Linked DNA regions of Homo sapiens: region 1 is linked to region 2. A link is a loop called in an ENCODE intact Hi-C map of the cell type or tissue named here. Cell type or tissue: GM12878. All regions are shown on one strand. Links, peaks and the distances in the headings refer to the core of each region. The heading gives the core; the rest is flanking DNA. Region 1 has its middle 17 kb from the start of IMPDH1. Region 2 has its middle 32 kb from the start of LINC01000.

The links. Peaks named below come from ENCODE experiments on the same cell type or tissue, not always from the same donor. Only the 100,000 strongest peaks of a DNase experiment are listed, where the experiment ranks them.
Region 1: it touches region 2 in a loop (9-fold over the local background); 3 of 110 quality-filtered maps call a loop at or near these places.

What each region holds. Positions count from the first base shown.
Region 1 is chr7:128,420,476-128,432,727 of GRCh38, reverse strand. No RefSeq gene overlaps it. Among named protein-coding and RNA genes, the nearest start is that of IMPDH1, 17 kb to the right of the region's middle. RefSeq lists a silencer at 6,677-6,836. In GM12878, for the core only: CTCF peaks have their summits at 2,339, 5,236 (motif pointing left) and 6,761 (motif pointing right); no DNase peak of the experiment used is centred there.
Region 2 is chr7:128,603,127-128,615,378 of GRCh38, reverse strand. No RefSeq gene overlaps it. Among named protein-coding and RNA genes, the nearest start is that of LINC01000, 32 kb to the left of the region's middle. In GM12878, for the core only: a CTCF peak has its summit at 6,211 (motif pointing left); a DNase peak (open chromatin) is centred at 6,185; H3K27ac peaks cover 428 bases.

The sequences.
Region 1 (12,252 bases), core at 2,072-10,071, 180 kb after region 2:
TACTATGCCCCAGCACTATACTAAGTTCTCTCCATCTATCAGAGCATTTAATCCTCCCAACAACCCTTAGAGGTGGGGACTATTATGATCCTATTTTGCAGATGAGGGATCGAGACACACAGAATTTAAGTAACTTGCTAATAAGTGATGGAGCTGGAATTCAAACCCAGGCAGTGTAGCCGCGTGTTTGTGTGCCCAGCTATCATGCCATATGGTTCTGCTTGGGCCTGTGTTCCTATACACAGAGCTACATTTTGTTCTACGGAGCACCATGTCATGGGAAGCCTCTGAGCCTTGCTTGTACTGTTCTCAAAACTTGAAATGACCCTTTCTTTGTCTGTTGAGCTCTTATTCATCTTTTCTGCCTCCACTGAGATTTTTGGTGCCTCCAGAATTTGACTGTAGTTTGGGCAAGGGCAACAAAGACAAAGAGGAAGGAAAGAATCTATAGTCTATGATTAGAAAAGATCAATAGACTCTGATTTTTATTATATAAAGGGAACAAAGAGACATCCAGGTTGGCTCCTGGCCTGTGGCTCCAGGGGACCAAGATGCAACCTCCTGTGTGTGGACAGAGATGGGGATTGATTGAGGCATGTTTAGGAGTTTTAGGAAATGCTATTTGCATCCTAGTTCCCAGCTTGTCTCTAATTAGGACTGTTTTATCCAGAAAAGAAACAGAAATGGTGGCAGGAAGCACGCTGTAGTCTATTCAATATAGTGTGGGCAGCAATACAAAACCTGCCTACCCAAACATACCTTCCACTTTGTGTGAAATCTCCACCCATCAGGATTAAGTGTTATCCTGAAAGGCACATTTTAAAGCCGTGTACTGAGCTCCTGTTCTGTGCCAGGCACCATCTAAGAATGTACCATGTTTTGTCTCATTTAATTTTCATAGTAATCCTAAAAAAAGTGCCATCATAATTGTTAGCCATTTTACAAATGAGGAAACTGGCCTCTGAGAAAAAGAACTCACCTAGAATAACAGAGCCCCCAAAAATGGCAGAATCAGGACAAGTCCAAGTTAGGATGCTAGAATCTGTGCTTTTAACTATTTCTCACACTCCCTCTCATTGTTACGCCTCCTGTGTGTGTTTATACCCTTGCCCCCTGCCTCTTGAGAGTGGAAGGGAGCCCTCATGGGGAAAAGTCTTTCCTCTTAGCAGTAAGTAATTGCTTTACTAGCAAAGCCCGGAGCCAGGGAAGTAATGCAAATGCTGGGATAACACTGTTTGTCCCAGGAGGAGGGGGAGATCTCAGCAGGTGCCCTGACCTGCAGGGGTTGAGCAGCAGTTCAGGGCAGCCTCCAGGGTAGCCAGACCTCCCAGCTCGGGGAGGAAGTGAGCGGGCCAGTTCTACCACTGGCCAGAGCAGTGCTCTCCCCATGGGGCTGACTCAGCCGGAAACCGCCCTGGGCCACCCACAACGGGAAGGAGGGATCTGTCCTCACCTTTACCCTGCAACTGAGACATTGAGGCAGGGAGAGGCTGGGTGGACATAGGAACCAGAATCCCTGCTTGTGGGGCGGGGGCGTGAGCTGGGGCGGGTGGGCTCCTTTGCCAGGGATTGTGATTTGGGGCTATCAAGTATGCCCCGTCCCATAGCCAGGAACAGTCTCCCGGTCATCTCAGAAGCCACCCTCAGGTCCTAGCTGGAGGGTCTGTGGGTGCCTCTGCGGTCTCGTAGATTGTTCTCCAAGTGGAGGGGCCTCCAAAAGGGATGGTCCCAGAACTCAGGGAGGCAACCACTCCCGCCTCCTGAAGGTGACCACATCATGACCTGTGCCTTCTGTTGGTGCGGCCCAGGGCTCCCTGAGGAGGAATGCCAGGTACCCCTGACACTAGACAGAATTGTAAACTCCTTTAGGATGGTAGAGCCCAGTCCAGTTCCCCCAGGGCCCGAGAGGAGTCTTTGTGTGACAGCCTGACTGCCATATGCAGGTGCCTTCCTGCACCCTTTAGGGACCTATAGGTGCAACAGGGAAATAGGTGAAAGGTCCCTCTCCAGGTAGGTCTCCACCCTCACCCATGAGGTCAGCAACCTGGGCTAGGTGGGTGGGCTGAAGTGACTGAGTCTTTCCCAAAAGCTGGGAAAGGAATAGGTCTTGCTCTGGTCACAAGCAGGTCAAGGACTGGTGAGCTGAAAGGCTTCTTGGAAGCAGTGTCTCTTTGGGACGGGGGAGTTTCTATTCTGATGAATTTTGCTTATAACAACTTGTAAAGATGGTGGTGAGGTTGGTGTTTTATATTAGGTCACTCAAGGTCCCAAGGTGGGGACAGGGGTGGGCATCAGTCCTGGCCTGGGGCATCATACCTGGATGTCATGCCACCACGTGGACATTAGATGACAAGCATGTTGAGAGTGGATTTCTAGCCGCATCCACCCCAACCTCCTGTCTTGCACACCATGGGCTCCAAAGCTCAGTGATTAGTTTTTAAGTGAAAATTTTTGGCTAAATTTTGGACTTAAAAAAAATGGTCCTGGCCAGGTGCTGTGGCTCATGCCTGTAATCCCAGCACTTCCTGAGGCTGAGGCAGGTGGATCACTTGAGGTCAGGAGTTCGAGACCAGCCTGGCCAACATGGCGAAACCCCATCTCTCCTAAAAATACAAAAATTAGCCGGGTGTGGTGGCGGGCACCTATAATCCGAGCTACTTGGGAGGCTGAGGCAGGACAATCACTTGAATCCAAGAGGCAGAGGTTGCAGTGAGCCGAGATCACTCCACTGTACTCCAGCCTGTGACAAAGCAAGGCTCTGTCTCAAAAAAAAAAAAAAGTGGTCCTAACCATGCCCCACATTTGTGTTGAGGTGCACCCACGTCCCACACACTATGCTTCTTCATCCCTGGACTTTTTTCCTGTGCTGTTCTGTTTTCTCTACTTGGAATGGTCATACCTCCTTCGTGGTCCTAACTCCTCATCCTTTAAATTTCGGTCTAGACGTCACTTCCTTCAGGAAGTCTTTGCCAATGCTCTGAGTCTTAGTTCAGTGTCCCTCCTCTGTGCTCCCATAATTCCTTCCTGGATTAGCATACATCACATGGGACTTGTAATCACCTGTTTCCTAGCCTTGGTCCTTCATTAGATTAAAAGCCTTGAGGGCAGTGACTGGGTCTTGTTCATGTCCATGCCCCTGTGCCTAACACATAGTAGATGCTCACTAGATATTTATGGGATTAATGTGTTAGGGACACTCCTTCTTCTATTTCCTCCTCAGTAGCTGACCTAGAGTTCAACCATCTGCTGAGTGAGACATAAGATTTACCTCTTGTAGAGAGAGGTCTATTTTATAAAAGCCTTCAAGCCCAAAGAAATAATATCTAAAGATGAAAGCCAGCTGGGCACAGTAGCTCACACCTGTAATCCTAACACTTTGGGAGGCTGAGGCAGGAGGATCACTTCAGCCCAAGAGTTCATGACCAGCCTGGGAAACATAGTGAGACCCACATCCCTACAAAAAAAAAAAAAAAAAGAAAATTGTTTTTAAAAATTAGCAGGATGTGGTGGCACACATCTGCAGTTTCAGCTACTTGGGAGGCTAAGGTGGGAGGATCACTTGAGCCTGGGAGGTCGAGGCTGTAGTGAGCCATGATTTTACCACTGCACTCCAGCCTGGATGACACAGTGAGACCATGTCTCAAAAAAAAAAAAAAAAGATGAAAACCTAAACACCTTGGCGGGTATAGGTGTTCCTCCTGCAAATAACACCTGGGGGTGGTGGTGATAATCTGTTCTGGAACTGCTGCTGTTAAGAACCAATGGTAGGGCTGGGTGTGGTGGCTCACACCTGTAATCCCAGCACTTTGGTTTGGGAGGCCGAGGTGGATGGATCACCTGAGGTCAGGAGTTCGAGAACAGCCTGGCCAACATGGTGACACCCCGTCTCTACTAAAAATACAAAAATTAGCTGGGCATGTTGCCACATGCCTGTAATCCCAGCTACTCGGGAGGCTGAGGCAGGAAAATCCCTTGAATCCAGGAAGCAGAGGTTGCAGTGAGCCGAGATCACACCACTGCACTCCAGCCTGGGTGACAGAGTGAGACTCCATCTCGAGGAAGAAAAAAAAGAGAACCAATAGTAGGGGTGTGTGCATGTGTGGAGATGAAATGGAAGGCATTTTTAGGTCTAGAGTGTCTCTTTGGTCCAGTGGCATATGTACAGTGACATAATGGGCAACTGGGAAGGTAGGCAGATGTGGATTGACTGAGCCTGCACAATACTTGAGGCTGGCAGAGGATCTCCCAATGGAGGACGTGGAGGAAGGAGAGCAAGTTCAAGAGCTTATTTTATTTGCTTCATTGTTCTATTTGTTTTTGTGCTTATTTAATCAGCCAAGGTGTTGTGATTGTATGTATATATGTATGTATGCATGTAAGTATATCTGCATTAACAATATGTTTGAGACTGAGGATGGTGTATAGGCAGTCTGGTGGTTGCATGTGTGTGTGTGTGTGTGTTTCACACCTACTTGCACACTTGTGTCCCCTCATGTCTTCAGGTCTGTCATGGAAGTGAGGAGGGGAGAAAGGGAGAGAATAAACTCTTAACAGAGTACCTGTTCTAAACCAGACACTTGATGATTTTTAGCTTGTTTAATCTTCACAACAACCCTGTAGTGTAATTTTGTCATCCAGCTTTACAGATGAAGAAACTGAGATTCAGGGATGTTATGTAATTTGTCAAAGGACATTGTGCTCACTTATGGTCTTGACAGTAGTGTTTAATTTATGTCTGCTCTGTCATTTCCAGGTTGACCCCTAACTCAATGCTGAGGGTTTGGCATCCAGGACAGGGCACAGAAGAAAATCACTGATTGAGCGCAGTTCAAAGAAATGGTTAAATATTTGGGCTCGGGTCAGACTGATCAAATCCTACTTCTGCCCCTTTGTCATGTGGCCTCGGCATTAGGAAGGTGCCCTTTGTGTGTCAATGCCTTTAAAAAAAATACCACAAATTTACCTTCAAGTAAATTGTTAGGTCCAAACAACTTAATAAGTATTTATGTCCTAACAACTTGGCTATTTAAAAAGATAATGCACATAAATAGAAAAAAAAATTGTTTCTTGCTTAAATTACCAGTTACTTACTAATGGGATAGCTATGCCTATTGGGCACTGTACTACTTCCCCAACTTGGGAATCAGATTGACCACCACCACACTGATATCCTATTCCATGCCGATTTTCAGGCTGAAAAATCCAGTTTTGCAAAGATATTATGTCATTAGAAGGAATGCATCGCCATCTACTGTAAAAATGGTGAACTACCATAAGCTAACACAATAGTTCCCTTGGTGCCCGGTCTCGGCTCACTACAACCTCTGCCTCCCAGGTTCAAGCAATTCTCCTGCTTCACCCTCCTGAGTAGCTGGGATTACAGGCACCTGCCAGCATACCTGGCTAATTTTTTTTTTTGTATTTTTAGTAGAGACGGGGTTTCACCATGTTGGCAGGCTGGTCTCGAACTCCTGACCTCAAGTGATCCACCCGCCTTGGCCCCCCAAAGTGCTGGGATTACAGGCGTGATCCCCCACACCTGGACTTTCCTTGATATTTTTCAAATATCATGTGGAATCTCTGTGAATCCATTGTGGAGACTTGGAACACCTTAGTGAACAGTTTGGGAATTGTGGTATTAGGGGCTATCTAAGGTCAGCTGGGCAATTTACGTATCCTATCAGCACGTGGCTGGTATACCTAGCTGATGGGATTTGTGAGGAGGTTTAAATGAGAAGGTGTTTATAAAGCCCCCACACATGGCACTTGGTGCTGTACATTAGAAACACCTGGAGGAGCTAATGAACCCACAGATGTCTGGAACTCCACCCACGGATTCAATGTAATTGGTGGAGGAGGGGCCCAGATAGGAGAGTTATTTAAGAACCCCAGGAGATTTTAGTGTGCAGCAAGGTTGAAAATCACTGACCTACCACATAGTAAATAGAATATTGTGGAAATAAAGGTAATATTTTTATTATGGTTAGGAAGAAAGAATGCAAACCCCATATCCAAAGGCCTGGGTTCTAGAACTTCTTTCCCATTTACTGGCTGTGTGCTCTTGGGCAAGCCACTTACTGTCTCTTAACCTTTATTCTTCCGTGTACAAGGAGGATAATCATTTGTGTCTCATCTTAAGTCACAGGATTATGATGACATGTGAAATAATGAGTGTAAAACTGTCCTTTTTTCCTTTTTTTTTTTTCCCCCCAGACAGATTCTTGCTCTGTCCGACCAGGCTGGAGTGCAGTGGCCCGATCTCAGCTCACTGCAACGTCCACCTCCCGAGTTCAAGCAATTCTTCGGCCTCAGCCTCCTGAGTAGCTGGGATTACAGATGTCCCCCACCACGTCCGGCTAATTTTTGTATTTTTAGTAGAGACGGGGTTACACCATGTTAGCCAGGCTGGTCATGAACTCCTGACCTCATGATCTGCCCACTTTGACCTCCCAAAGTGCTGAGATTACAGGCGTGAGCCACCACGCCCAGCTGAAACTGTTCTTTAAACTGGGTAGCCTATACCAATGTAAGGCAATGTTGAGGAGTAGATGCGGCCTCTTTCCTCAAAGAGAGATCCAGAAAGGCTTCTGAAAACCCAAGACACTTGAAGACCATTGTCCTCTAGCAGTCTGAACACCATGGAGAGGCCCACAGCTGTGAAGACAGAAAGGGATGGCCCCGGTTCTACCAGGGCCCCATTCCAGTGAATGAAGGCAAAGAGCCTGCCTGAGCAAGGAGTCACTGCAGTACTGGAGAGTCCCAGAAGGGGGCAGTCTTGTCTCAGCACCCCCCGACATGGATTCAGGTGCAGCCATCCAAGCCAATTTGCTTTGAAAAAGTTTATGTGACTGTTTACAGATTTAACTTATTTTTATTAGCCACTGTACCATGGTACACAAAGTAATTACAAACTCAAGATTAAAATTAAGGCCATGTTGTAAAAACTAAAAAATTAAAGCTAATTTTTGTTTTTTTTGAGATGGAGTCTTGCTCTGTCGCCCAGGCTGGAGTGCAATGGCACGATCTCGGCTCACTGCAACCTCCACCTCCCAGGTTCAAGCGATTCTCCTGCCTCAGCCTCCTGAGTAGCTGGGATTAGAGGCGCCTGTCACCACGCCCGGCTAATTTTTGTATTTTTTAGTAGAGACAGGGTTTCACCATATTGGTCAGGCTGGTCTCGAACTCCTGACCTCAGTTGATCCGCCCGCCTCGGCCTCTCAAAGTGCTGGGATTACAGGTGTGAGCTACCGCGCCTGGCCTAAAGCTAATTTTTAATGTGCTTAAGGTTCTTCGGTAAGAGAGTTTAGCAAAACAATTTCTCTAGATTTCTTCTTTTTAATCACCATTTTGTCTTTGATTATGACATCTGTATTCATACTAGGCTTATATTTCATCCATGCAAGTTAGGTGTGCACATGTAATGAAAACAATAACAATGAAATCATTCCAATAGTTAGGAGATAAAACACTAGTTTTAGTGAATTAACAATAATACTTCATCCTTTCACTCTGAACACAGCCCGAGGTCAAGTGAAACCAAGTCTCAGGCTGCCAGAGCTCATGTCTGCAGAGTGTGTATGAAAATTCTCAGGGCAGCTGTTTGGCTTCAACTATCATGGTAATAATAGCTTTATGAAGCAACTGCTATGTGCCAGGTGTTTACTTAATATTAATAAACTGCTGTTCCTCATAGCATGTTAACAGAAGTCACTATCATCCTCATTTTTCAGAGGAAGAAACAACCCAGAATGCCTGTCCATGGTCATATAGCTAATATGGAAGGAACTAAGGGTTTCAGCCAGGCTTCTGTCTGCCAAGCTCATGGACATTCACCACATCACTCAGCTAGTCCCCATAACTTTGGCCAAGGGACTCTCTGGGATCTACTCCAAAGCCTCAGGCAGGACTATGGAGGAATATCTTTTCCCACAGCTCCCTGCTCCATCCCACATGATTTGCCCTACAGCATGATGAACCTCAGGTCCAGGGGGGTACCTGCCACCTACTCCCAGAAGTGGAATTAGGGCATGGCTGCAATAAGAATATGAATCCAAGGAATGGAGTAAGGGGCATAAGAGTTGGATTTCCAGCCTGTTTGTTGCTGGACTTAATGGGAACTATGTTTATAAACCATGTGGGCTCTTCCTGAATCTAGAAGAAAGGACAGCTGAAGGGCCTGTGTAGTTGCTGGGCCTCTGCACCCAACCAAGGCTTTCTGTGGCAACTGTGAAGAGGTTGTTGAAGATCCTGGATGGGATTAATCTTTGTAATAATGCAACTCTTTATGGTCGGGCACGGTGGCTCACGCCTATAATCCCAGCACTTTGGGAGGCTGAGGTGGGCAGATCACGAGGTCAGGAGATCAAGACCAGCCTGGCCAATATGGTGAAACCCCATCTCTACTAAAAATACAAAAATTAGCTGGGCATGGTGGCATGCGCCTGTAGTCCCAGCTACTCAGGAGGCTGAGGCAGAAGAATCACTTGAACCTGGGAGGCGGAGGTTGCAGTGAGTCGAGATCGTGCCACTGCACTCCAGCCTGGGTGACAGAGTGAAACTGTGTCTCAAAATAATAATAATAATAATGCAACCCTTTATAAGCACCCTTTTCACTTAGTGTTGCCCTGCATCTTCTAAATCATCAACAGTAATTAGTAATACACATGGTACACATTAAAGCTGTTCACCAAATTTTTCCTCCTCTCTGCCTTCTGGCCACTTGAAAGGATTGTATTCCCTGGTCACTTGTGATTGGGTGTGGCCATGGACTACAGTAGTTGTGGCCAATGGGATTAAGTGGAATTGATGGTATCACTGCTGGCCTGGAGCATTTTATTGACTTTGTGAGACCTTCAGAGCTCTCTTCCCCTCTGCCACAGCTAATGGCACGGTTCCAGATAGTGATTGCTCCATCAGCCTGGGTTTTAGAGTAGCCCCATCTGACCCACAATGGACATGCAGAGTAAATGAGAAATGAATTTTTGTTATGTTATGCCAGTGAGTTAGGTTTTTGCTGTTCTTACTGCAGCATAACCTAGGCTATCCAACTGGTAGATTGGATTTATTAGCCACCTGGCACTGTGCTCTCAGTTAAGGTGGAGTAAATGAATCATTTAAGGAGCAGTAGGTGTGGTAGAAAGAGAATGGATTGGCTGGGCTCCGTGGCTCATGCCTGTAATCCCAGCTCTTTGGGAGGCCGAGGTGGGTAAGTCACCTGAGGTCAGGAGTTCGAGACCAGACTGGCCAACATGGTGAAACCCCATCTCTACTAAAAATACAAAAATTAGCCGGGTGTGGTGGCGGGTGCCTGTAATCCCAGCTACTCAGGAGGCTGAGGCAGGAGAATCACTTGAACCCGGGAGGCAGAGGTTGTAGTGAGCCAATATTGCGCCACTGCACTCCAGCCTGGGTGACAAGGGTGAAACTGCGTCTCAAAAAAAAAAAAAAAATAGAATAATGACTTGTGTTTGTGTAGTTGTTGACACGTTTCAAAGCACTTTTAAGTAACTTACTTCATTGGTTACCTCACCTAGCATTTAATATATTCCACTGCAATGACAATCTTCAGAAAAAAGGGTGTAAACCACTAGGAAACTGAGGCCGAGATGTGACAGGGTCAGGGCCAGGGCAGGGGAAGCTGACACACTCATGCAGAGGGGCCCTGCAGAGAGAGAGCTGCTGCAGAAGCCTCCATCTGCTCACGAGGCCTCCTTCCTCCCGCCTGCCAATGCCAGGATAGGTGCCAGGCCTGGCTCCCATGCCAGCACTCAGGGACACAGTGGCATAGTAGCTATGCATGCAGTGGGCTTGTCACACATATCCCACCCCAGACCCTCCCCTGCTGGCTCAGGATGCTAGGGGCCACAGACATTTGCTCTGTTGCAGGTCGGTGGTGACAGAAGCTTTCTAAACCTCTTCCTAAATCCGCTCTCAGTCTGAGGAGAATCCTTTTTGATATTGTTGGCTAGAAATTGAACAGGACAGTATCTCACAGCATGTCAAGACTACAGGCCAGGTGCAGTGGCTCACGCCTGTAATCCCAGCACTTTGGGAGGCCAAGGTGGGCAGATTGCTTGACCCCAGGAGTTCAAGACCAGCCTGGGCAACATAGTGAGACTGTGGCTCTACAAAAAAAAAAAAGTTTTTAAAATTGCTGGGAATGGTGGTGTGTCCCTGTAGCCCCAGCTACTTCGGAGACTGAGGTAGGAAGATCACTTGAGCCCAGGAGGTTGAGGCTGCAGTGAGCTGTGTTCGTGCCATTGCATGCCAGCCTGGGCAACAGAGGGAGATTCTGTCTCAAAACAAAACAAAACAACAAAAACAAAAAAGACTGCAGATACGAAGTCCTTTTCTCTTTTTTCAGTGTATGCAGGGAGAAGAAGTCCTAGGGCATCCATTCTCCCTCTCTCTCTCTCACACACACACCCCCTACACACACTTACACACACATACAGACACACACTCCTACACACCACACCACATAACACACACACACACCCCACACACACATACACACACACACCCCTACACACACCACACATACCACACCACACACATACACACACACACCCCCCACACACCACAAACACAGACACACACACCCCCACACACCATATCCCCCCCCCCCCACACACATATACACTTTTAGGCCTGCCTGGAAGGTAGGGTAGGATTATGTCAAGGGTTCCACAGCCCTGATGTGGGATAGGGTGAAAAACCACATGGGACTTGTAATGGAAGGGTGACAAGGAGCAGTGAAGAGTGCTTCCTGTGCTCCCAATGAGATCTCACATGGCCTGGGGTCATCAGGCCCACCTCTGTACCTTCAAGGGGGTAGAGGTGTTGCCTGCCCTCCCCACTTCACAGGTGGCTCTGGGCTGAGCTGCAGAGGCACCTGAGCGGGGGTGGGGGGAGGGGTGGGGAATGGCAGTGCTGTGGATACAGCTCCTGGCCTCAGGTAATTAATTAGATGGGGCTGGAGGCCTAGGGCAGGAGGGCCTGGGGATCAGCCAAGAGACCCAGGTCTCCAGGCAGGAAACCCTGGGCACCCACTCACACCCACAACCACCCTGAGGACCGAGGGGTGGAAACAGGAGCACAGGGAATTCCTCTCCAGGTATTGGCTCCTGGGAGGGAGTAGGTTGGGCAGGAGGGAGATAGAACAGCTGTGGGAACCAACAAGGTCTCAAGGCCTGGAAGTAGGGTGGGGAGGTGTCACTTTCAGATGTGCCCTTGGACTGATCAGGCAAGTGGGAGGCTATGCCTGGGGATGGAGGGAGGCTTGGGGGAATGAGGTGGGCCTGTGACTACCTGTCATGTGGCTGGGACCCTACCCTTCTCCTCCCTCTCTCCCACCTTGAGAAGGAAGCCCCGTTCCACCTCCCTGCCCCCTGCCCTCTGTTCTAAAACACAGCAGCCTGCTTGTACCCTATGACCTGCCAAGAGGCAGGGACTTAGGCGACATGGAGGGAGGGTGGGGTTCTTTTTGAACTTGGGGCCCAATTGCCCTCCTGAACATGGACCAGAACAACTTCTGACCCATTTGCACCCTTCAGACTGAAAATCACCCACAGCAGCACCTCCTCCAGGCCAGGCAATGCAGGGACCAGGATGGGGGCCTGCCTTGGTCCCACACATTAGCACCAGCACCCTGTGTCCCTCTGCTTTCAAGCCCTGGGCTGGAGGCAGGAGTGGGTTGGTGTGAAGGCCAGGGTTTGTTGTGGTTCTGATAATGTCAGGGCCTCTCAGGCAAGAGAAATGTGCAGTCTGCACATTGCTTACATTTTTCTTATGAGGCCAGGTTAGGAAATGGTTGAAAATGAAAGCGAGGGAGGGTGAGCACACTATCCTTAAAGACACACTCTTGGTGCCCCCTGTTTCCCTGGGGGTGAGGGAAAGGGTGTCTTGGTGGGGATCCAGGGCAGAAGCAGCTGTGGGCACAGGTGGGAGGAACTGCCATAGCCTCGGCCTAGATGTTTCCTGGATCGGAGATCTCCACCACTGCACCAGCTCTTCATAACCCCAACTTCATCCTCACTGGAGATTGAAAAGCATGCATAGCTGGATGAAACACAGCCAGGCTTTTGGATTACAGTGGTCCCCCTTATCCTCAGAGCATACATTGCAAGACCTCCAGTGGATGCCTGAAACCTCAGATAGTATTGAACCCTACATATACTGTGTTATTTCCATCTGATAACCGGGATGGCTTCTAAGTGACTAAAGCAGGTAGCAGTAGTGTGGATACGCTGA
Region 2 (12,252 bases), core at 2,539-10,538:
CGTGGTGGCGGGAGCCTGTAATTCCAGCTACTCAGGAGGCTGAGGCGGGAGAATCGCTTGAACCCAAAGGCGAGGGTTGTAGTGAGCCAAGATCACGCCACCGCACTCCAGCCTAGGTGACAGAGTGAGACTTCATCTCAAAAAATAAAATAATAAAAAAATAAACTACAATGAATGTTTAAAATACAAAGAGTGATTAAGCACATACAAAAAAATTACTGAATTTTATGTTTGCTTTGTTCTTTTTCTAGTGGTATTTAAGAAAGATAAATTTGCATAAATGTTCCTCACCAGAGAAGCCAGGCACGCCCATGCCCACAAAAGACAGAACAAACAAACAAGGTCCTGGTTCAAGAATGCCAGAATGTAAATACACAGCTAATTTAGCTGTGGTCAGAAGCCTACAGTGTGGACTAAAAACTTGAAGCCTCCTGCAATAACAGAGAAGGAAAGAACCACTAACCCAAGGACGAATTTGACTAGCAAGTCCTGAATTTAGTCCTTTTGTGTTAAAAAAAAAAAAAAAAAAAAGATCTCAGCTCTTCTAGCAAATAATGTTACCTCATAAAAACTCACTTAAATTATGAAAAAGAAAAACCTGTTAGGTGTTTCTAAAATACTAAAAACCACAAACAGAAGATATCACACGATACTCAATTTTTGAGACTTTGTAGCTTCATTAAAAATTTTTATCATTTCTTTTGTATAATATAGCATCATTTTTAAAGTAACCCATGAGAAACAGCTTCTGTCTCCAAATGTTTCTCCTCTCCCCATAGCATAATGTCTTCCTGTTAGTTTTTGTACAGAACCATATTATCAAAGGCAGAGTGTAACTACATTTGGGTAAGTGTGATTACCAAATTCATACTAAAGAATCTACCAAGCAAAGATCATTTAATGTTTATGGAAAACCCAGTCTACTCATAAGGTGAGTGTTCCCTTGAAATCTATAATCAAATGTATGAAATCAATCAACCTCTTGGCAGTTATTTAAAATTTTAAGAATTCTAAGTTTTTGTGGCTTCTGACGCTAATGTCTTCGAGGAGTTCATGTTTAAAGTAACAGCTGGTGGCTGGTGCGCGTGGATCATGCCTATAATCCCAGCACTCTGGGAGGCCGAGGCAGGAGCATCACTTGAGCCCAGGAGTTCAAGACCAGCCTCGGCAACATGGCAAAACCTTGTCTCTATAAAATTTTGAAAATTAGCCGTGTGTGGTGGCATGCGCCTCTGATGCCAGCTGTTCGGGAGGCTGAGGATTGCTTGAGCCTGGGAGGTCGAGGCTGCAGTGAGCTGTGATTGCACCACAGCACTCCAGCCTGGGAGACAGAGCAAGACACTGTGTCCTTTTTTTTAAATTAAAAAAAAAAAGAAAAAAAAAAGCAGATGGCTAGTAGCCCCCAATGCAGCCATACCCAACATCTTACTAAAATGGCAAAATTCAATGAATGATGTCTGAAAGAATATACAAGACATGCAGTCTTTCCCTCACTATTGATCCTCTAGATCTTCTAGAAGCACAAGTTCTAATCAACCTAAAAACAAGGCAGCTGCCCTCGGTGTCTTCCTTTTTTATTTATCTACTCCTTTAGTACTGCTCTACATACAAATAAAGACTGCAACAGTCTGAAGACGACAGAGTAGAAGGGGCAGTGGTGAGTGAAGGAAACATATTGCTTCTTAGAAAACATAAGCAAACATTTTTTTAAAACTCCTAAAGCAGTACCAGGTTAGGATTCAAGTTTTTCTCATACTCTGTCATCTCAATCTTAAAGAGTCAGATGATGGAGAAAGGCACGCCCACAATTATTTCTCAGTACAGCAGAGCTTCTCTGTACAAAACCCTGACAGATACTGGAATTTGGCAAGGAGCTTTTTACACCCACAAACCATTTCATTATAAATCTTTGATGGCAATTCAACCAGCACCCAAATGAATAAAAACAGGAATAAGAGCAACTCCATGCAAGTATACATATCCGAACAATGAAAAATACAACACAGTGCTGAGACTACATATGGGTCTCCTCATTCAAAGATGGAGAAAAGGAAATAAAAATAACAATAGTAAATAAAAACAACAACAACAAAAATAGGCCCAAGGAATACAGAAAATCAGCTTGAAAACAATGAAAATTATCACCCACAGAAATCAAAAGAACATTTTAGAATACTTCTTGTCATATTTCATAAAATGCAAAAAGACATGATATCTAGGAAATAGGAACCAAAAACCCTAGAGAATATACAGGATGGGGTAAGAAAGTATATTAGATGAGGGAAAAAAGCAGGGAAATTTAAAATGTAAATAATAGGCCTGTCACGGTGACTCACGTCTGTTATCCCAGTACTTTGGGAGGCCAAGGTAGGAGGATTGCTTGAACCCAAGAGTTCAAGACCAGCCTGGGCAACATAGTGAGACCCTGTTCCTACAAAAAATAAAAAAATTAGCCAAGCACAGTGGCACATGCCTGTAGTCCCAGCTATTCAGGAGGCTGAAGTGAGAGGACTACTTGAGCCTGGGAGATGAAGGCTGCAGTGAGCCATGACGGTGCCACTGCACCCAGCCTGGGCGACAGCAAGACACTGTCTCAAAAAATAAAAATGTAAACAATAAAATCAAAATTCACATGAGCTGCAGTAAATGCCAGAAATATATGGAAGACAGTGTTTAATGAGACTCAGAAGAAAGGGGCAATCATATTAAAATGAGACATAACATGTTAGAAATAAAGGAGAGAAATCAGAGATTCAAGCTAAGAGTCAAGAAGAAACCAATATAAACAGGGATAAAAGCATAGTTAGACATAATCACACATTTTCCAAATAAAAATATATAAACCCACATATAGATACACCCTGGGGTAATATTTAACAAATTATGGTGTTTGCTGCTTTGGTCATGAACCTCTCTGAAATACAAAATGCTTGAAAAACTGAAGGAGAAACAGAGAGAGAGAATGTGTGTTATATTTGAGAAGCAGAACAAACAGAACAAGGGGTTATGACACAAAAATCCTGCACACAGTGTTGTCTTTCCATGGGAGGGCAAAAGAGAGAATTCTCAGGTCTGCAAGGCAGAGAAAATTTAACACTGACAAATCCTTGCTGAAAAATAATCACTTAAAAATGTACCACCATCAACAGATAAAACAAGAACTATAAATAAAAAAAAATACTGTTGATAAGCCTTGAAATCAGTTGAATAAACCAGTCTAACAATGACTATGAATTTGGTCATAAAGCTGCCTCTGCCTATACTCTATACATAAGAACTTAGTGTCATATATAGCAGTAAAAATGGTAATTTAATAATAATAATATAGGCCGAGCGCAGTGACTCACGCCTGCAATCCCAGCACTTTGGCAGACCAAGGCAGGCTGATCACTGCAGGTCAGGAGTTCGAGACCAGCGTGGCCAATGTGGCAAAAACCCATCTCTATTAAAAATACAAAAATTAGCCAGGCATTGTGGTGCATGCCTGTAATCCCAGCTACTTGGGAGGCAGAGGCAGGAGAATCACTTGAACCTGGGTGACAAAGTGAGACTCTGTCTCAAAAAATTAATTGATTAATAATATAAACAGCCAAATGTAGTGGCACATGCCTATAGTCCCAGCTACTTGGGAGGCCGAGGTGGGAGGATCACATCGGGTGGGGACTGGGGAGGGCACAGCTTGCAAGACTGCGCCACCGCACTCCAGCCTGGGTGACAGAGTGAGATCCTGTCTCAAAATAAATATATAAAATTAATAATAATAGCTGGACGCGGTGGCTCACGCCTGTAATCCCAGCACTTTGGGAGGCCGAGGTGGGTGGATCACAAGGTCAGGGGTTCGAGACCAGCCTGACCAACATGGTGAAACACCATCTCTACTAAAAATGCAAAAATTAGCTGGGCATGGTGGCGGGCACCTGTAATCCCAGCTACTCAGGAGGCTGAGGTAGGAGAATTGCTTGACCCTGGGAGGCGGAGGTTGCAGTGAGCTGAGATCACGCCACTGCACTTCAGTCTGGGCAACAGAGCAAGACTCTGTCTCAAAAAAAAAAAAATTAATAATAATATAAACACACCAGACTTTACTAATAAAGGCCAGACTTAGTTTAGCTATGTGCTGAATTCCAGGTTTTATATAAAAAGGAGTCAAAATACACTATTTTACCTTATGTTTTTATTAAGTACAGAAATATAATACAAGTAAAAAAATTTTGGAGGTCAGATCATCATGAGTACAGTGACTTTTATAATCTGTATTATTAAACATATATTCAAACAAAATTGTACCCAAAGCCTAATAAGAAAGACTGACAAAGGCAAGGTTGCCGATCCCCATCTTGCTGTGTCACAGTAGCCCTGGAGGTTTCAGGACCCTGAAGAGTCAGATTAACTACCACATTAGCAGAAATAAGGATCAAACCTATACCTTCTAAATCACTAGAGAAGAGAAAAATGCTAGCCAATGTTATTCGTAAATCAGTAACATTTATGTATATATTCATTTGTGTGTGTGTGTGTATATATATATATACACACACATATCTACTTCAAACAGCTCAAAATTACTGAAAAAAAAAATGTACCAAATGTTTAATCCCAATTAATGGAATTATGAGTGACATATTTTTCTGTATTTTGTAAAGAGCATGTATAATGGTTTTTTTTTTTTGAGACAGGGTCTTGCTCTGTTGTCCAGGCTGGAGCGCAGCAGCGTGAACTTGGCTCACTGTAGCCTAGAGGTCCTGGGCTCAAGCATCTTCCCACCTCAGGCTCCCAGTAGCTGGGACCACAGACACACCACCATGCCTGGCAAATTTTGTATTCTTTTATAGAAATGGGGTCTTGCTGTGTCATGCATGCTGGTCTCAAACTCCTGATCTCAAGCAATCCTCCTGCCTCAGCCTCCCAAAGTGGCAGGTATGGGCCACCATGCCCGGTCCTTTTTACTTTCTTATTTTTTTCTTGACACGAAGTATCACTCTGTCGCCCAGGCTGGAATGCAGTGGCGCAATCTCGGCTCACTGCAACCTCCGCCTCCCAGGCTCAAGCAATTCCCCTGTCTCAGCCTCCCAAGTAGCTGGGACTACAGCCGCTTGCCACCACACCAGGATAATGTTTTATATTTTTTTAGTAGAGACAGGGTTTCTTTTCAACATGTTGGCCAGGGTGGTCTCAAACTCCTGACCTCAAGTGATCCACCTGCGTTGGCCTCCCAAAGTGCTGGGATTACAGGTGTGAACCACCATGTCCGGCCCTTTTTACTCTTTAAAAACTATGAGTCAGTCATGCCAAATTGCATGTTCAAAATATATTGATAAAGTATTTTCTAGTGATATCTATTTAATTCCAGATGAAGCATTTTAAAGGTTTCTTTTGTAAGCACAAAAAAGTTTGGGTGAGTAGGTTATAAAAGGTACAAAAAGCAAAATGGGCTAAAAAGTCCTTTGAAATAGCTTATAAAATTCAACAATATTAAAATAATTTCTCTGGAATGGGAAAACAACACTTTATACTTATTCCCACAGTTCTAGATGAAATATAACACTCCACATATCTATTTCTCCAATATAAATTCAATCATTAAAATACTACAGTATAAGATTTCCAATTTAAAGGTAGTGTTTAGAATGCAGGAACCTGGTTCCTACTCAGATTCCCTCAATTAAAGAAAAATACCCAAATGTTTATTATTTCATTGTTATTTGGCTATAGTAATTACTTCTATGATATGTACATAATCCAAATATATATAACAAATGGTGCTTGCTATAAAATATCTTACCAAATTTTAATACTTACTCTTAATAAATCATCTATTCTTCCCTCCCTCTTCTCTAGGTCAGAATTCTTACTGTTTTCTAGTGCAGATATTTTTTCTATTGTGAGGTTGGACTACAGAGACAAAGGTAAAACAAATTTAGGATTAGTCTCAACATGTTATATGTCATCACACTCTTCTCGTTACCTTTCTTGGGGGGAAAAAAAAGCACTTGCTCACACAAATGGCCTAGAATCACATGGCTTAAGAAATGAAATCTGCTTGTCTCATCTCATTGTTCAAGTCCTCTGCTGGGTTCCTTACGTCCCACTACACCTACACTTCAAATACATGTTAATTCTGGAATCAAATGTATGAATTCTCACTACTGTGCACTGAACAATGTAGAAACACGTTACTCCAGAAATGAAACTAACTTTGAATAGAAAACGATCTCACAGGAGACTTGACACAACTCTCTAAGGAACAAATGCGCCATCTGGTGGAAACAGAGAGCAATCAGAAGGGAAGAGAAGAAGCTACCTGAGTGCTCAACTATCTAACTGAACTGTACAAGAGCTGGTGATTTAGATAAAATTCAAATGTGCTCCAGGGAGTTGTATACCTCTTGAGATTTAAGAAATTCTCCTAGATTGCCAACGATCCTGTCTTGAAGATAATATATACAGTATCAAAAGAGGCTTCAAGAAAACCCAGTATACTCAAAACTACAAAATGGAAGCTATAGCCACCATCCTTTGCAGATACAATCCTCAAATGTTCAGAACACTCCCTAAATTAAAGAGTTTCTGAACACAATTTAAGGAGTAAACCATGTTGGTATCTCACATCTGAGAGAAGTTTAGCCAGGTATAAATAAGTAAGCAGGAAAAGGAATACATTAACTACTTTCATAAATTAGGGAATTAACATTTATTGAAAGCCTACTACAAGTACACTACTAATAAACATTTCGTATACACTGTCTGAGATCATGAGAATCAACCACATTTTCACAGATGATTTGTACTAAGAAAAACTGAGGCCCAGGCCAGAATCTGAACTTAGGCCACAGTGCCAGAATCTGAACTTAGAGGCCTTCAAAGTGTAGGTACTTTTCTTCTGTGGAATACTGTAGGAAAAAAAAAAAAAAGTGTGCACTTTCCTTAACACCATGCTTTAGCATAAGCATTTCTGCTACAATACACCAGAAGAGTAAAGAAAAGCCTCAAAAAGTTAAAGCACCTTCCAAAGGACTTTAAATACCCATAATGCAAGTTCTGAATATAATACACACAAATAATGAGGTGGTCAGAGAAGTCAGAGAAGAATGACAGACTACACAGGTTAGCCCTTATTCCTACACAGCAGGTATCCCCCTCAATTGATTATCGATCACCAACCTACCTGGGTCTGTCTGTGCTGGATGGAGATCTGTTTTTGGGAGCTGCAGGAATGCTCTGTGTTGCCAGATCCCGTAGATGAGGGACTGTTTTGCTGAGCCTACAATAAAGGTGCATTACCAATCACAGGAAAGTTTGGCATCTTTTTCCACAAACACTTGTATTAATGCAAACAACTCCATAATTTGTATCTCCACAATACAAACCCCTTCTTATGAAAGTGAGAAGTCAGGGCCACGTGGCCAAGAAGAAAGTAAAACAATTCAAATATGAGACAAAGGGCTAGACATGGTGGTTTATACCAAGTTCCTGTAAACAGGTTTAAAGTATCAAATGCTTACAAATGAATTTTTAAAATATGAAAATTAGAGAAAATGAAAAGTTATTCCTGTAATAACTTGCCTTTTTCACTTGTATTTTCATATGCTTTAGTCAGAAAAGGCTAGTGAAGCATCCAATGCACAAGGGGATGCACGTAAAGGACTGTGAAACACTATTCAGAATAGTCTCCTAAACACACAAACATTATCCATGAACACACAGCGGTCTAAAATCCAGGTTGATTTCTAATACTGTCACTTGCTGACTGGGCATTCTAAGGCATTTTAAATTTATATGGTTTAGGTTCCATAATATAATTAACCTATTCAGGTTATTAACCTATTCAGGTTAATTATATTATATTCTCAATAGTACTTTTTTTTTTTTTTTGAGACAGAGTCTCGCTCTGTCACCCAGGCTGGAGTGCAGTGGCGCGATCTGGGCTCACTGCAAGCTCTGCCTCCCGGGTTTATGCCATTCTCCTGCCTCAGCCTCCCAAGTAGCTGGGATTACAGGCACCCGCCACCATGCCTGGCTAATTTTTTGTATGTTTAGTGGAGACGGGGTTTCACTGTGTTAGCCAGGATGGTCTTGATCTCCTGACCTCATGATCCGCCCGCCTCGGCCTCCCAAAGTGCTGGGATTACAGGCGTGAGCCACCACGCCTAGCCTAATAGTACTTTTTAAAACAAGGTAAAACTGCAGCTAACAAAGTATGACCCATCACAGACGTAAGTAGAAAATATTCAATATTCTGAGGATCATGGAATAGTAAAAATACAGTACGACTATCTCATCAGAGAATACAGCATTTCCACAAGTGAATTTCTTCTGATACTTTCTACATATTCTTTTGATTACTGTTCTTACTCATTATTAACAATGGTATAACCACCATCTATTCAACAAGTTACTGTAACCTAAATGTTTCACTGTCATTGTCACAGGTTAATTCTTACAAAATCCTATAAGGAGGCTGGGTCAGGTGGCTCACCTGTAATCCTAGCACTTTGGGAGGCTAAATCAGGTGGATCACTTGAGGCCAGAAGCTTGAGACCAGCCTGGCCAACATGGCAAAACCCCATCTTACTAAAAATACAAAAATTAGCTAGGCACGGTGGTGCACACCTGTAATCCCAGCTCCTCAGGAGGCTGAGGCAGGAGAATTGCTTGAGCCTGGGAGGCGGAGGTTGCAGTGAGACGAGATCACACCACTGCACTCCAGCCTGGGTGACAGAGCCAAGACTCTGTCCTATAAGGTGGTTGTAATTATTAGTTCCATTTTACAGATAAATAAAATAAAAATCAGAGATATTAAGTACCTATGTGGGTTCACAGAGCTAGTGGGTGGGGTGACAAGAACTGTGGGTTGTGTCCACAATAACTGCTCTCAATGACCACAGTAGACTGTTACCACCAACCTGTGAGCAAACTAGCACTTCCTACACACGATTTCATTGAAGGCTCACAACAGCCTTATCAGATAGGCAGCATTATTAACGCCATTTTAATGTATCCATTCAATGACTATTTATTAAGTACTCCCTATGTCTAAGCACTGTGCTAGGTGCTAGGTGCACATGGCCAGGAGAAACCACAGACTCAGTCCTTACTCTGCCTTAATGAAGCTTACAATCCAAAAGAAGATTTACTAAACACTTGGTAAATATTTGTTGAAAGAAACTGTTGAATAAACAATCATATAATAAATACACAATCACAATTAGGAGAAGTGCTAAAAGAGCATATAACAAGGCACATAACCTAATTTAGAGGGTCAGGGATAAACCTTTAAAAAGTTTATGATTTGAGGCTGAGCACAGTGGCTCATGCCTGTAATCCTAGCACTTTGGGAGGCCGAGGCGGGTGGATGACCTGAGGTCAGGAATTCAAGACCAGCCTGGCCAACATGGTGAAATCCCATCTCTACTGGAAATACAAAAAATTAGCCAGGCACAGTGGTGCACGCCTGTAATCCCGGCTACTGGGGAGGCTGAGGCAGGAGAATCGCTTGAACCTGGGAAGCGGAGCTTGCAGTGAGCCAAGATTGTGTCACTTCACTCCAGCCTGGGCAACAGAGCGAGACTTTGTCTCAAAAAAAAAAAAAAAAAAAAAGTTTATCATTTGAGGCTGGGTGCGGTGGCTCAGGCGTATAATCCCAGCACTTTGGGAGGCTGAGGCAGGTGGATCAGCTAAGGTCAGAAGTTGAAGACCAGCCTGGCCAACATGGTGAAATCTCATCTCTACTAAAAAAAAAAAAAAAAAAAACAATACAAAACAAAAAAAATTAGCCGGGCATGGTGGTGGGCGCCTGTAATCCCAGCTACTTAGGAGGCTGGGGCAGGAGAATCGCTTCAGCCTGGGAGGTGGAGGTTGCGATGAGCTGAGATCACACCACTGCACTCCAGCCTGGGTGACAGAGCAAGACTCCATCTTGCGGTGGGGGTCTCGGGGGGAGTGCCAAGTCTATATAATTCCAAATAACTAAAAATGTTCTCTACTCTAGGATGCAGCAAATCCAATCTTTCCTTACTAATTAAGGGTCATCATTATGAACCTCAAGTATTATAATGCACTAGGATACGAGCATTCTTTCCTTCAGTTATCATTTGATTGCTTTTACAATCCTCTCCTTTTACAATGTGTTTCTATTTTTTTATTTTTTATTTTTACTTTTTTTTTTTTTTGAGATGGAGTCTTGCTCTGTTGCTCAGGCTGGAGTGCAGTGGCACGATCTCGGCTCACTGCAAGCTCTGCCTCCCAGGTTCACACCATCTCCTGACTCAGCCTCCTGAGTAGCTGGGACTACAGGCGCCCGCCACCACTCCCGGCTAATTTTTTGAATTTTTTTTTTTAGTAGAGATGGTGTTTTCACCGTGTTAGCCAGGATGGTCTCGATCTCCTGACCTCATGATCCGCCCACCTCAGCCTCCCAAAGTGCTGGGATTACAGGCGTGAGCCACCACGCCCGGCCCTACAATGTGTTTCTATACAAATGACTGTCTGAACTATATTTATAATAAGAGCCAATAAGAATCAAATGATTAGACTGGGTGCAGTGGCTCACGACTGTAATCCCAGCACTTTGGGAGGCTAAGGTGGGCGGATCATGAGGTCAGGAGTTCAAGACCAGCCTGGCCAACATGGTGAAACCCCGTCTCTACTAAACATACAAAAAAAATAATCTGGGCGTGGGGGCAGGTACCTATAATCCCAGCTACTCGGGAGGCTGAGGCAGGAGAATTGCTTTAACCCAGGAGGCAGAGGTTGCAGTGAGCAGAGATCATGCCACCGCACTCCAGCCTGGGTGACAGAGCAAGACTCCGTCTCAAAAAATAAAAAATAAAAAAAATAAAAAAAAGAATCAAATGATTAAAAAACACTTCTACAGATTTCTAGATATATGGTATATTGGTTTAAATATGCTTATATCTGATTCTAAGTTTTCTTCCAGCAAACTGAGGGTGTTAGAAAGTGATTTAGTGAGATATTTCTAAATTAAAGCTCACATAGGGCCGGGTGCAGTGGCTCATGCCTGTAATCCTGTCACTTTGGGAGGCCAGGGCAGGCAGATCACGAGGTCAGGAGTTCAAGACCAGCCTGGCCAATATGGTGAAACCTCATCTCTACTAAAAATATAAAAAATTAGCCAGGTGTGGTGGTGCATGCCTGTAGTCCCAGCTACTTGGGAGGCTGAGGCAGGAGAATCGCTTGAACCTGGAAGGCAGAGGATGCAGTGAGTCGAGATCGTACCACTGCACTCCAGCCTGGATGACAGAGTGAGACTCTGACTCAAAAAAAATAAAAATAAAAATAAAAAAGACACACACACACACACACACACACACACATATATATATGGCCCAATGATAAGTAAAATGCAAAAGTAAACTGAGGAAGTAGGCAGTTAGGAAGTTCAAAGTGTGTGCACTTAATTTCCGTGGAATACCATAAACAAAAAACAGTGTGCGCACTTTCCTTAACACCATGCTGCAGTATAAGCATTTCTACTCCAATACACTAGAAGGGTAAAGAAAAGCCTCAAAAACTTAAAGCACGTTCCAAAGGACTTTAATTACCCATAATGCAAGTTCTGAATATAATACAAACAATGAGATACCAACAGAGAAATAGAGAAGACAAAGGGGAATCATAGACTATCTAAGGTTAGCATTTATTCCTATGCAGCAAATATACCCCTCCACTGGTTATTGATCATCAGCCTACCCGGGTCTGTCTGTGCTGGATAGAGATTTGCTTTTGGGAGTTGTAGGAATGGCTCTGTGTTGCCAGATCCCATAGAAGAGGGATCTAAAAGGCCCTTTACAGATTTCTTGATATATGGTATATGGGTTTAAATATGCTTATTTCTGATTCTAAGTTGTCTTCCAGCAAACTAAGGGCCCTTTACAGATTTCTTGATATATGGTATATGGGTTTAAATATGCTTATTTCTGATTCTAAGTTGTCTTCCAGCAAACTAAGGGTGTTAGAAAGTGATTCAGTGTGATGTTTCCAAATTAAAGCTTTCTGTAAAAATACACATATAAATAGCTCATTGATAAGTAAAAATGCAAAAGTTAACTGAGGACGTAGGCAGTTAGGAAATTCCTTAGTCGGGAAGCAGAAAATCCTCATGAAAATGAAAACAATGTTTTCAAAAGGTAAAAGGTACTACACAATATAGGGATCTCATGTGACAATGCTCAGATCCGTTAGAGAAAAAAATGCTGTAACTGATCATTCATTCAACATTAAATGTGACCCTCT